Regions from separate parts of the Homo sapiens genome. Here region 1 is linked to region 2. A link is an interaction called in ENCODE POLR2A ChIA-PET data of the cell type or tissue named here. Cell type or tissue: PC-9. All regions are shown on one strand. Links, peaks and the distances in the headings refer to the core of each region. The heading gives the core; the rest is flanking DNA. Region 1 overlaps NT5C2 (5'-nucleotidase, cytosolic II). Region 2 has its middle 9.7 kb from the start of RPEL1.

Evidence for each region. ChIA-PET counts read pairs that join two places held together with the same protein. Peaks named below come from ENCODE experiments on the same cell type or tissue, not always from the same donor. Only the 100,000 strongest peaks of a DNase experiment are listed, where the experiment ranks them.
Region 1: POLR2A ChIA-PET joins it to region 2 with 5 read pairs; 5 of 35 experiments call an interaction of 5 or more read pairs at or near these places.

What each region holds. Positions count from the first base shown.
Region 1 is chr10:103,120,197-103,125,577 of GRCh38, reverse strand. The region is part of intron 4 of NT5C2 (5'-nucleotidase, cytosolic II); the gene reads left to right. It also overlaps the pseudogene RPS15AP29. Among named protein-coding and RNA genes, the nearest start is that of NT5C2, 70 kb to the left of the region's middle. In PC-9, for the core only: no CTCF peak of the experiment used is centred there; no DNase peak of the experiment used is centred there; H3K27ac peaks cover 1,723 bases.
Region 2 is chr10:103,252,932-103,258,312 of GRCh38, reverse strand. No RefSeq gene overlaps it. Among named protein-coding and RNA genes, the nearest start is that of RPEL1, 9.7 kb to the right of the region's middle. RefSeq lists an enhancer at 3,058-3,557. In PC-9, for the core only: no CTCF peak of the experiment used is centred there; a DNase peak (open chromatin) is centred at 3,172.

The DNA of each region.
Region 1 (5,381 bases), core at 87-5,086, 130 kb after region 2:
ATTATCTCCTCGTGGTTACAGATCAGCATCTGACAGACTGCTAATCTGCAAAATGTGGTTTCTTCAAGAAGCAGAATGCTAGCCAGCAGCTGTTAAGTGAGAGTAATCTGAGTGTAAGAAGTGATTTTTTTTTCTTTCCATCATCTTTCCACGCCACCACAATGGTGCACATGAACGACTTGGCTGATGCCCTCAAGAGCATCAGCAATGTCGAAAAGACAGGCAAACGCCAGGTTCTTACTAGGCTGTGCTCCAAAGTCATTGTCTTTTTTTTTTTTTTTAACTGTGACAATGAAGCATGGTTCCATTGGCGAATTTGAAATCATTGATGATCACAGAGCTGGGAAAATTGTAGTGAACCTCACAGGCAGGCTAAACAGGTGTGGAGGGATGAGTCCCAGATTTGATGTGCAACTCAAAGATCTAGAAAAATGGTAGAGTAATCTGCTTCCATCCTGCCAGTTTGGTTTCATTGTACTAACTATCTCAGCTGACATCATAGACCGTGAAGAAGCAAGACGAAAATGCACAGGAGGGAAAATCGTAGGATTCTTTTTCTAGAGATGTAATACATATTTACAAATAAAATGCCTCATGGAAAACAAAAAGTTATTTTTTAAAAAAAGGGAGAATAATCCTTTTTCTGTTAAATTATATTAAATATATTAATTATATTAAATATAATTACATTAAATTTAATTATTAAATTATATATTAATATTAAATATAAGTCCCATACATTCCAACTTTAGACCTAGTCTTACTTTTATCCTTACTCTAGAGGTTATGTGGTTGGTGGAAAAAAACCTCATGGTGTGGTAGACCTGGGTTGGATCCCAGCTCTGCCTTGTACTAGCTCTTGACCACCAGCATTGTTACTTAACCTATGTCTCAGTTTCTTCATTTAATTTTTTTAAAAGGTGGGGGGAGGGGCGGTGTGGCAGGGATAAACTTTTGGTGTAAGGTTTAATTGCAGTAGTGTACATGAAATGACTAGTGCAGTGACTAGTGCACTCTTTGTCTGACTGGTGATACCAAGGTATTAATATACTGAAACTTGAGCTGAAAGGGAAAAAATCTGAGGAATAAGGAGAAAAATACCAATATTGACCTTATTTACACTTCTATATATTATGGAAAAACCTGGCTTGCTTGGTAGATGGCAGTGGAATATTTAATGCTCTTTTCTGTGTGTTTAAGTATTGCAAATGATCATGAACTTAATAGAAAGTTAAAGCTCTTTTTTGAGCAGCTGAATGACAGGGTATTTTGGCAACAGAGCATGTTTCCATGAGCATGTTTACCAGTGTGCTGAAGGAAATAGATTTTGGACAACAGGTCCTTCTTTAAATTAAAAAAAAAAAAATTCTTTATGACAGAGGTGTCATTATGCTTCTAATAGATGCAAGGAGAGTTACTTGCCTTTTTGAAACAATAAGAAAGGAAGAAATAGTTAATGTTTGCAGTTGCACGAAAGAGTAAATGTGGTAAATTTCATGAAGTTAACACAAAAATTATACATGTAGAATTATTAAATTTCCAGAAGTCTTAACCCCAAGGAAGACTAGAGCAACATAATGGTAGAAAGTGGGGGGATGAGTTGTTAATATTTATTTAAGCCCTTCACAAATATAGAGTGACTCTTGGTTTAGGATTATGAAACTATAGTATTTCTAACTTGGCTTACTGGCTCATTTGGGAAATCATAATGACTTTTTTTTTCCCCCCCCAATTTCGAAGGCTTGAGTTTTTTGGCTCTCTTGTGACTCCTGGTGCTTGGAAATCCGGAAGGAGGTACATTCCAGTTTTTTTCCAGCTCCAGCACTTTAGATTCTGAGCCGTTTCAGTAAATCCAGCAATAAGCTCCTTATTTCTGTTATTTCAGAATCAGTGGATACCATGGCTAGTGTCCACTCCTTCGCATTTCTCTGAGAAATTTTCAGGAAGATAGAAATGAACATTTATTAAACGTACTAGAAAATGTACTTTATGTACAATGTACCTTTTAATCCTTACCACAGCCTGCTGAGGTAGGGATTACTAGCAACATTGTACAAAAATAAGGCCAGGCATGATTGCTCACAGGGGTAATCCCAGTGCTTTGGGAGGCTGTGAGCCCTTGAGCCCAGGAGTTCGAGATCCCTCTGTGCAACATAGTGAGACCTCATCTCTACAAAAAATAAAGATTACCAGGGTGTGGTACAGCAAACCACCATAGCACATGTTTACCTGTGTAACAAACCTGCACATCCTGCACGTATACCCTGGAACTTAGGAAAAAAAAAATATTAGCAGTGTGTGGTAGTGCATGCCTGTAGTCCCAGCTACTTGGGAAGCAGAGGGAGGAGGATGGTGTTAGCCAAGGAGTTTGAGGTTTTGGTGAGTTGTGATTGTGCCTCTATCCTGGGCTATAGAACAAGACCCTGTCTCAAACAAAAAGTCAAAAAATAAAAAAGGCTACTAAGTCAACAGATAAGATGACTTATATGTAGTGTAGGGGAAAGAAATATCTTTCCTTCCCATCTTAGGTTCATGGTTGCGGCCCCTATAAGAAAAGACAGATTAGTGAGAGAAAAGCATACAGATTTATTTAATGTAAGTTTTATGGGACACAGGAGCCTTCATAAGGAAATGAAGACCTGGAGAAATGAGTAAACCTGTGTGTTTTCTATGACAGGATTGATAAAGAAGTGGATAGTTGTAGAGAAGTATGGTTGGACAAAAGGGGGTATGATCTAATGGTGATAAACTGGGAGGAACTTAGTAAGCTCTGTTCATTCAGATTCTTTGCTGCGTCCCTGGGTCTTCAGAGGTAAGGATGTTCCTTTCCTCGTGGTATAAGGATGACACCTCTCAAATGAGAGTAGTATGACCTGCTTTAGGGGAAGGTGAGAAAAATTCTTCCTAGATTTTATGACTTCCTTCAGGGAAGAAGTCGGGAGGTGAGAGTGACCTTCCTGCTTCTGCTGTTTTCTCAAATGCCCAGGTATCATATTTTGGGTTCAGATGTCCTAAATCCTATCAGTAACTAGCAACAGATTTGTTAAAACTCATAGCTGGAATTTAAACTCAGGTCAGTTTCTATTTCTCATGCTGCTCCCAGCTTTCAGAACAGAAATTATCCAGTAACTCTAGATGAGATATCAATAAGAGACAAAAACCCATAAACAAAGAAGATCATCCTTAATTTTTTCCCCCCAAATGAAAACCCTGCCTGGGGCAAAACTGCATGTTTCTTTTGCAGTTGAATTGTAATCTTCCATCTTTAGAATACAGATAGAAACTGTGTTAAAACACAGTTTTTCTTTTGCTTAATTTTTAGAAATAATCTTAAAGCTTCGTTAAGCCTCAGGATTACTATATAAGTACTGTATTAGAAATGTTGTTAGAATTATTATTATTTTGAGACAGAGTCTTGCCCTGTCACCTAGGTGGGAGTGCAGTGGGGTGATCTCGGCTCACTACAACCCCCTCCTCCCGGATTCAAGCGATTCTGGCGCCTCAGTCTCCCAAGTAGCTGGGATTACAGGCGTCTGCCACCACGCCTGGCTAATTTTTGTATTTTTAGTAGAGACAGGGTTGGCTAGGCTGGTCCAGGCTGGTCTTGAACTACTGACCTCAGGTGATCTGCCCTCCTCAGCCTCCTAAAATGCTGGGATTACAGGCTTGAGCCATCGTGCCTGGCCGAGAATTCTAAAATTAAATAGTGCATTTTTTTCTCAATTAAAAAATCTTAGGGGGATTGGAAATACATTTTAGGTCCCTCTCTTTTGAATTTTTCTGCCCTCCCCTCCTTTCTAGGCCATATCATTAGCCTCTGGGGAGTTATCCCAAACCTAAGCACTTGGCATTAACAAACCTCAAGTGTGGGAGAGGTGATGAATAAAGCTGTTAAGAGTACCGGGGAAGAAATTAAGAGAAACTAGCCTGTGATGTCAGTAAATCAGAGCATTATCTTGCTACTAGCAGAGGCATCTCAGGACCTTTGATCCCTGTCCTCTCGAACATAGTAGATGCACTCTGATCTTGTTTTATTGTTATTGGAATGGACTCAACTCACTTGACATTTAAGTGAACATTTTTTGGATGGTGTGTTTACTTGGACTAGAGTCCAGGGCCCTCATCATGTTTCTGTCAGCAATTGTATATCCTCACCAAACTTACTGGCATTGGAGGTGCTTAAATGAGTGAGAAAAACTATTTAAAGCAAGAAATATTATGCAGTATTGGTGTATTGTCACTACAGGCATCTCAAGTCCAGCATTAAAAAAATTTATGGTAAAATATATAGAATATAATATTACCATTTTAAACCATTTTCAAGTATACAATTCAATGGCATTAAGCACATTCACAAAGTTGCACAATGCTCACCACTATCCATTTCCAGAACTTTTTCATCATCCCAAACAGAAACTCCATACCCATTAAGCAATAACTCCCCATTCCCTCCACCCCTCAGTTGCTAGTAACCTCTAATTTATTTTGTCTCTATGAATTTGTCTGTTATAGGTATTTCATAAAAGTGAAATTATACAATACTTGTTTTGTGTCTGGCTTATTTCTTTTAGCATATTTTTTAAATTTGTCCATGTTATAGCATATATTACTTTTTGAGACTGAATAATATTCTACTGTAGGTATATACATTTGTTTATCTGTTCATCTGTTGATGGACATGGGGATTGTCTCCACCTTTTGGCTATTATGAATAGGCTGCTGTGAACATTGGTATTTAAGCATCTGTTTGAGTTCCTGCTTCCTGCTTTCAGTTGTTTTGGGTATATACCCAGGAATGGAATTGCTGGATCATAACGTAAATCTATGTTTAGCTTTTTAAAGAACTGCCAAACTGTTCTCTATAGTGGCTGTAACATCTTACATCCCCACCAGCAATACATGAATGAGAGTTCCAGTTTCTTCACATCTTGGCAATACTTATTTTCAGGTTTTTTGTTGTTGTTTGATAATACTCATTCTACTGGGTGTGAAGTTACGGTATCTTATGGTTTTGATTTCATGTTTCTCTAATGGCTGGTGATATTAAGCATCATTTCATGTGTTTATTTAGTCAGTTATATAACTTCTTTGGAGAAATATCAGTTTTTTAAAATTAGGTTTTTAAAATAACTGTGGAGTTACACATTCTGCATATTAATCTTTATATATTCTGGATATTAATCCCTCATCAGATACACAATTTGCAAATATTGTCTCTCATTCTGTGGGTTTTCTTTTCCCTCTCTTGATCATGGCTTTTGAGGCACAAAAGTTTTTAATTTTGAAGTCCAGTTTATCTGTTTTTTTCTTTTGTTGCCAGTGCTTTTTGCTGTCATAGCTGTGAAATCATTCCCAAATCCAATATAAGGAAGATTTTCTGC
Region 2 (5,381 bases), core at 303-5,302:
TGTAAAGCACAGCCCCTGCCCTTCATTGGGTGGTGGGAGGAAATGTGTGAAAGAAGCAGTCTGCTTAGAACAGCAAGGGAGTCCTTAACGTGGCTTTCTGGGGACAACAGAAAAAGGAATTTGGCTATGTGGGCTGGTCCTGGTGCAATCCTTCTTTATAAGAAGTGTTATGACTTAGACCCCACTGGTTTCACTTGTAGTGCTATAGGGGGCCCCTGGTGGGCCCAAAACACAGACAGAGGAGAAAAAAGGTAGGACCAGAAAAAAAGAAGGAAAGTGGGAAGGAAAGAAAGTGAAGAAGAAAGTGAGAGTAAAGGATGTGCATTACCAAAGAATCTAGCATTTACATCCTACTTCCTAATATAAACAACATTTTCACAAGAATCCTGTGAGGTGACCATTGATATTTTTATTCTGTGGATAAAAGTAAAAAAGGGAGAGAGGTCAAGGGACTTGCCCAAGGTCATAAATTTAGGTTTCTAACTCAAGACCTTGTACTGTGTTCTCCATTGCACCAGTTGTCTCTACACCAAGAGAAAGTGCCTCAACTCCTGAACTATGGGTTTCTTTTCCCAGTTTATAAGGCTATTTAAAATCTTCTTTAAAACTATATGCCAGGCGCGGTGGCTCACTCCTGTAATCCCAGCACTTTGGGAGGCCGAAGCCAGAGGATGACCTGAGGTCAGGAGTTTGAGACCAATCTGGCCAATATGGTGAAACCCCGTCTCTACTAAAAATACAAAAGTTAGCCAGGCGTGATGGTGGCCACCTGTAATCCCAGCTACTCAGGAGGCTGAGCCAGGAGAATTGCTTGAACCCGGGAGGCAGAGGTTGCAGTGAGCTGAGATGGCGTCACTGCACTCCAGCCTGGGTGACAGAGTGAGACTCTGTCCTTAAAAAACAAACAAAAAAAATAGCTGGGCATTGTGGCAGACACCTGTAATCCCAGCTACTCAGGAGGCTGAGGCAGGAGAATCGCTTCAACCCAGGAAGTGGAGGCTGAGGTGAGCAGAGGTCATGCCACTGCACTCTAGCCTGGGTGACAGAGTGAGACTTTGTCTCCAAAAAAAAAAAAAAAAAAAAAAAAAAAAATGGGAATGAAGGAAACAGAAAATTAGAACACCACAGTAATAATTGCTGCAGATAAAGTCCACTGATGAAGCTAATATTAGTGGGCAAAACTCTAAGGAGGACCAGGATATTTACATAGCATCTAAGTATAAACCTCCAAATATGCATTAATTATCTTGTTTTTAACATATGTCCCCAAATGTTTTGATACCCCTCCCTCCACAATGGAAAGCTTAATTCTCCTTCCCTTAAGTGTGGGCTGATTTAGTGGTGCACTTCTAACAAATCATGCAGGGGTCAGCGTAGACCCAAATAGGAAATATATTAGGCTGTTTAAGCCATATGATCTCTTTTGCAACAACTCACCCCTACTGATGTAGCATGAAAGCAGCCATAAAAAATATGTGAATGAATGAATGTGGCTGTATGCCAATAAAACTTTATTTATAAAAACAGGCAGTGGGCTGGATTTGGGCCTCCAGCCATGGTTTGCTGACCTCTAGAATAGCATATGAAAAAGAAAAAATAGTAACTCTGCAGTGAAGAAACTTGGCAGACACTACCTTAACTGAGTGATCAAAGTTAACATTACCAGTAATAAGGAATACTGAAGTGTTATCAGTGAAAAATGGCAGAGTAAGGAAATCCAAAAGTTTATCCCTCCATAAATGCAACCAAAAGGTTGGTTAAAACTGTTAGAATTGGCTGGGCACGGTGGCTCACGCCTGTAATCCCAGCACTTTGGGAGGCCGAGGCGGGCTGATCACGAGGTCAAGAGATCGAGACCATCCTGGCCAACATGGTGAAACCCTGTCTCTACTAAAAATACAAAAATTAGCCACGCATGGTGGCACATGCCTCTAGTCCCAGCTGCTCGGGAGACTGAGGCAGAAGAATCACTTGAACCTGAGAGGCAGAGGTTGCAGTGAGCCCAGATCGTGCCACTGCACTCCAGCCTGGCGACAGAGCGAGACTCCATCTAAACAAACAAACAAACAAACAAAAAACAAAAAAACTGTTAGAATCAACTTTTCAGAACTCTAGACACTAACCAAAAGGCCTGCAGCAGCCAGTGAAATGTTTTCATAAAAAAGACAGCTGATTCTTAGTAAGAATAGCAAGCTTTGTAGTATTTTAACTTACCCTGGTCCCATCCCCAGGTTAGCAGTGAATTTGGAGAAAATAGCTACAGTCCCAGTATAGGTACCAGTACTAGAGGGAAGAGAATGGACCTAATTCGCAAGAAATTGTTTTTGTTTTGTTTTGACCTGTATGGTGGCTCCCTGGAGGACTTTCTCAAGTGCTTACCTTTATCTTTGTTTTGACCTGTATGGTGGCTCCCTGGAGGACTTTCTCAAGTGCTTACCTTTATCTTGTCTAACTTGGAACTCTCTAGTGGTGAGTGTGGCTACCCAAGGAGCATTTGTTGAAGATATTTACAGGCAAATGTTTTGGTTATTGCTGCCTGGGGCATTGGATAACAGTTGGGGCAAACAATAGACTAATATAAAGCTTGGGAGAGAAGACTGAAGAATGAGATGCTTTGGAGAAGAAGGACTTTGAAAAACTGACATATCCCTGGGAAACCGGAAAGCCACTTGCATGCCGAGGCCTATGCACATGTTCAGGAAAGATCTGAGAATGCCCTAAGTGTTCTGGCTGATCTTCAGGCTCTTCACAAGCATGAAGCAAAGGCTAAGGCAAAGAGCTAGATTCCATCTAAAAAAAAAAAAAAAGATAGAGCAGACAGAAGAAAATATCAATGAATTTAAAAATAAATCAATTGAGATTATCAAGTCTGAGGAACAGAAAAAGAAAAGAATGAAGATATATGAAGAGAGCCTAAGTGAACTTCTGGAGTTCCAGAAGGAGAGGAGAGGAAAAAAAGGAGCAGAAAGAATATTTAAAGAAATAATGGCTGAAAACTTGAAAACTTTCTAAATTTAATTTAAAACATTGATCTATACATCTGGAAAGCTCAATAAAATCCAAGTAAAATAAACTCAAAGAGATTCACACCAAGACACATCGTAGTCAAATTGTTATAAGCCAAAGGCAGGAGAGCGAATCTTGAAATCAGTAAGACAATGGTGACTCATCACAAGCTGGGTGTGGTGTGCATGCCTGTAGTCCCAGCTACTCAGAAGGCTGAGGTGGGAGGATAGTTTGGGCCCAGGAGTTCGACTTTAGCTTGGGTAATATAGTGAGACTCCATCTCAAATTTAAAAAAAGAAAGCAGCTGGGCATGGTGGCCTGTAATCCAGCAGCAGTTTGGGAGACTGAGGCAAGAGGATCACCTGAGGGGCCAGGAGGTCAAGATCAACCTGAGATACATAGTGAGATCCTGTCTCTCCAAAAAAAAAAAAAAAAAAAGCCAGACTCAGTGGCATGTGCCTGTAGTCCTAGCTACTTGGGAGGCTGAGGCAGAAGAATTGATTGAGCCCAGGAGTTTGAGGCTGCAGCAAGGCATGATCATGCCACTGTACTGAAGCCTGGGTAGCAGAGTGGGACCTTGCTTCTTTAAAAAAAAAAAAAAAAAAAAAAAAGTAGGCTGGGCGTGGTGATTCATGCCTGTAATTCCAGCACTTTGGGAGGCTGAGGCAGGTAGATTGCTTGAGCCCAGGAGTTCAAGACCAGCCCAGGAGTTCAAGACCAGTTCAAGACATGGTGAGGCCCTGTCTCTACAAAAAATACAAAAATTAGCTGGGCATGGTGGTGCATGTCTGTATTCCCAGCTACCCGAGAGGCTGAGGTGGGAGGATTGATTGAGCCTGAGAGGCCAGGCTATAGTGAGCCATGATCACTGCACTCCAGCCTGGGTGACAGAGTGAGACCCTGTCTCACAAAAAAGAAAGAAAGAGAAAGAGAGAAAGAGAAGAAAGAAAGAGAAAGAAAGAAAGAGAAAGGAAGGAAAGGAAGAAAGAAGGAAAAAGGAAGGAAGGAAAGAAGAAAGAAAGAAAAAGGAAGGAAGGAAGAAAAGAAAAGAAAAAAAGGAGGGAGGGAGGAAGGAAGGACTCATCGTGTACAATGGATGCTCGATAAGATTAACATCCTATTTCTCATCAGAAACCATAAAGGCCAAAAGGCAGTAAGATGACATATATTAAGAGTGCTGAAAGAAAAAAACACCCCCTGTCACCCCAGAATTCTCTATCTAACGAAACTATTCTTCAAAAATGAAGGAGGGAAAGAAGACATTAAAACATTCTAAGATAAAGACTGGAAGATTTCATCACTAGTAAACCTGACGTATAAGAAATCCTAGGCCAGGCACGGTGGCTCACCCCTGTAATCTCAGCACTTTGGGAGGCCGAGGCAGGTGGATCATCTGAGGTCAGGAATTTGAGATCAGCCTGGCCAACATGGTGAAACCTCGTCTCTACTAAAAATAAAAAAAACTTAGCCAGGCGTAGTGGCACGCACCTGTAATCCCAGCTACTTGGGAGGCCGAGGCATAAGAATTGCTTGAACCTAGGAGGCAGAGGTTATAGTGAGCCGAGATTGCGCCACTACACTCCAGACTGGGCAACAGAGCAAGACTCTGTCTCAAAAACAAAAAAACAAAAAAGGAAATCCTAGAGGAGGTCTTTCAGACTGAAATGACAGTAGACAGTAATTTGAATCTACATGAAGAAATAAAATAAACCATTAAAGGTAACTCCATAGGTAAATATAAAAGGTAGCATAAATGTATTCTTGTTTAATTTTGTTTAATTTTTTCCTATCCTATTTAAAAGATAAGTACATAATGCAGTAATTATAAACCTGCATTGATAATGCACACAATGTATTAAGATGTATTTTGTGTGACAATAATAGCACAAAGAAGGAGAAAGGGAACCAAAGCTATATAGGAGCACATTTTTTGTGTAATAATGAAATTAAGTTGGCATTTATCTAAACTAAGTTGTTATTAAATAAGATGTTAATTGTAATTCCCAGGACAATGACTAAGAAATTAACTCAAAATATAGTAAAAAGGCTGGGCACAGTGGCTCATGTCTATAATCCCAGCACTTCGGGAGGCCAAGGTGGGCAGATCACTTGAGGTCAGGAGTTCAAGACCAGCTTGGCCAACATGGCGAAACCCCATCTTTACCAAAAATATAAAAATTAGCTGGATGTCATGGTGCATGCCTGTAGTCCCAGCTACTTGGGAGGCTGGGGCAGGAGAATTGCTTGAACCCAGGAGCAGAGGTTGCAGTGAGCTGAGATTGTGCCACTATACTCCAGCCTGGGTGACAGAACAAGAATCTGTCTCAAAAAAAAAAAAAAAAAAAAAAAAAAATTAGTATTCTTCCTAATATGCT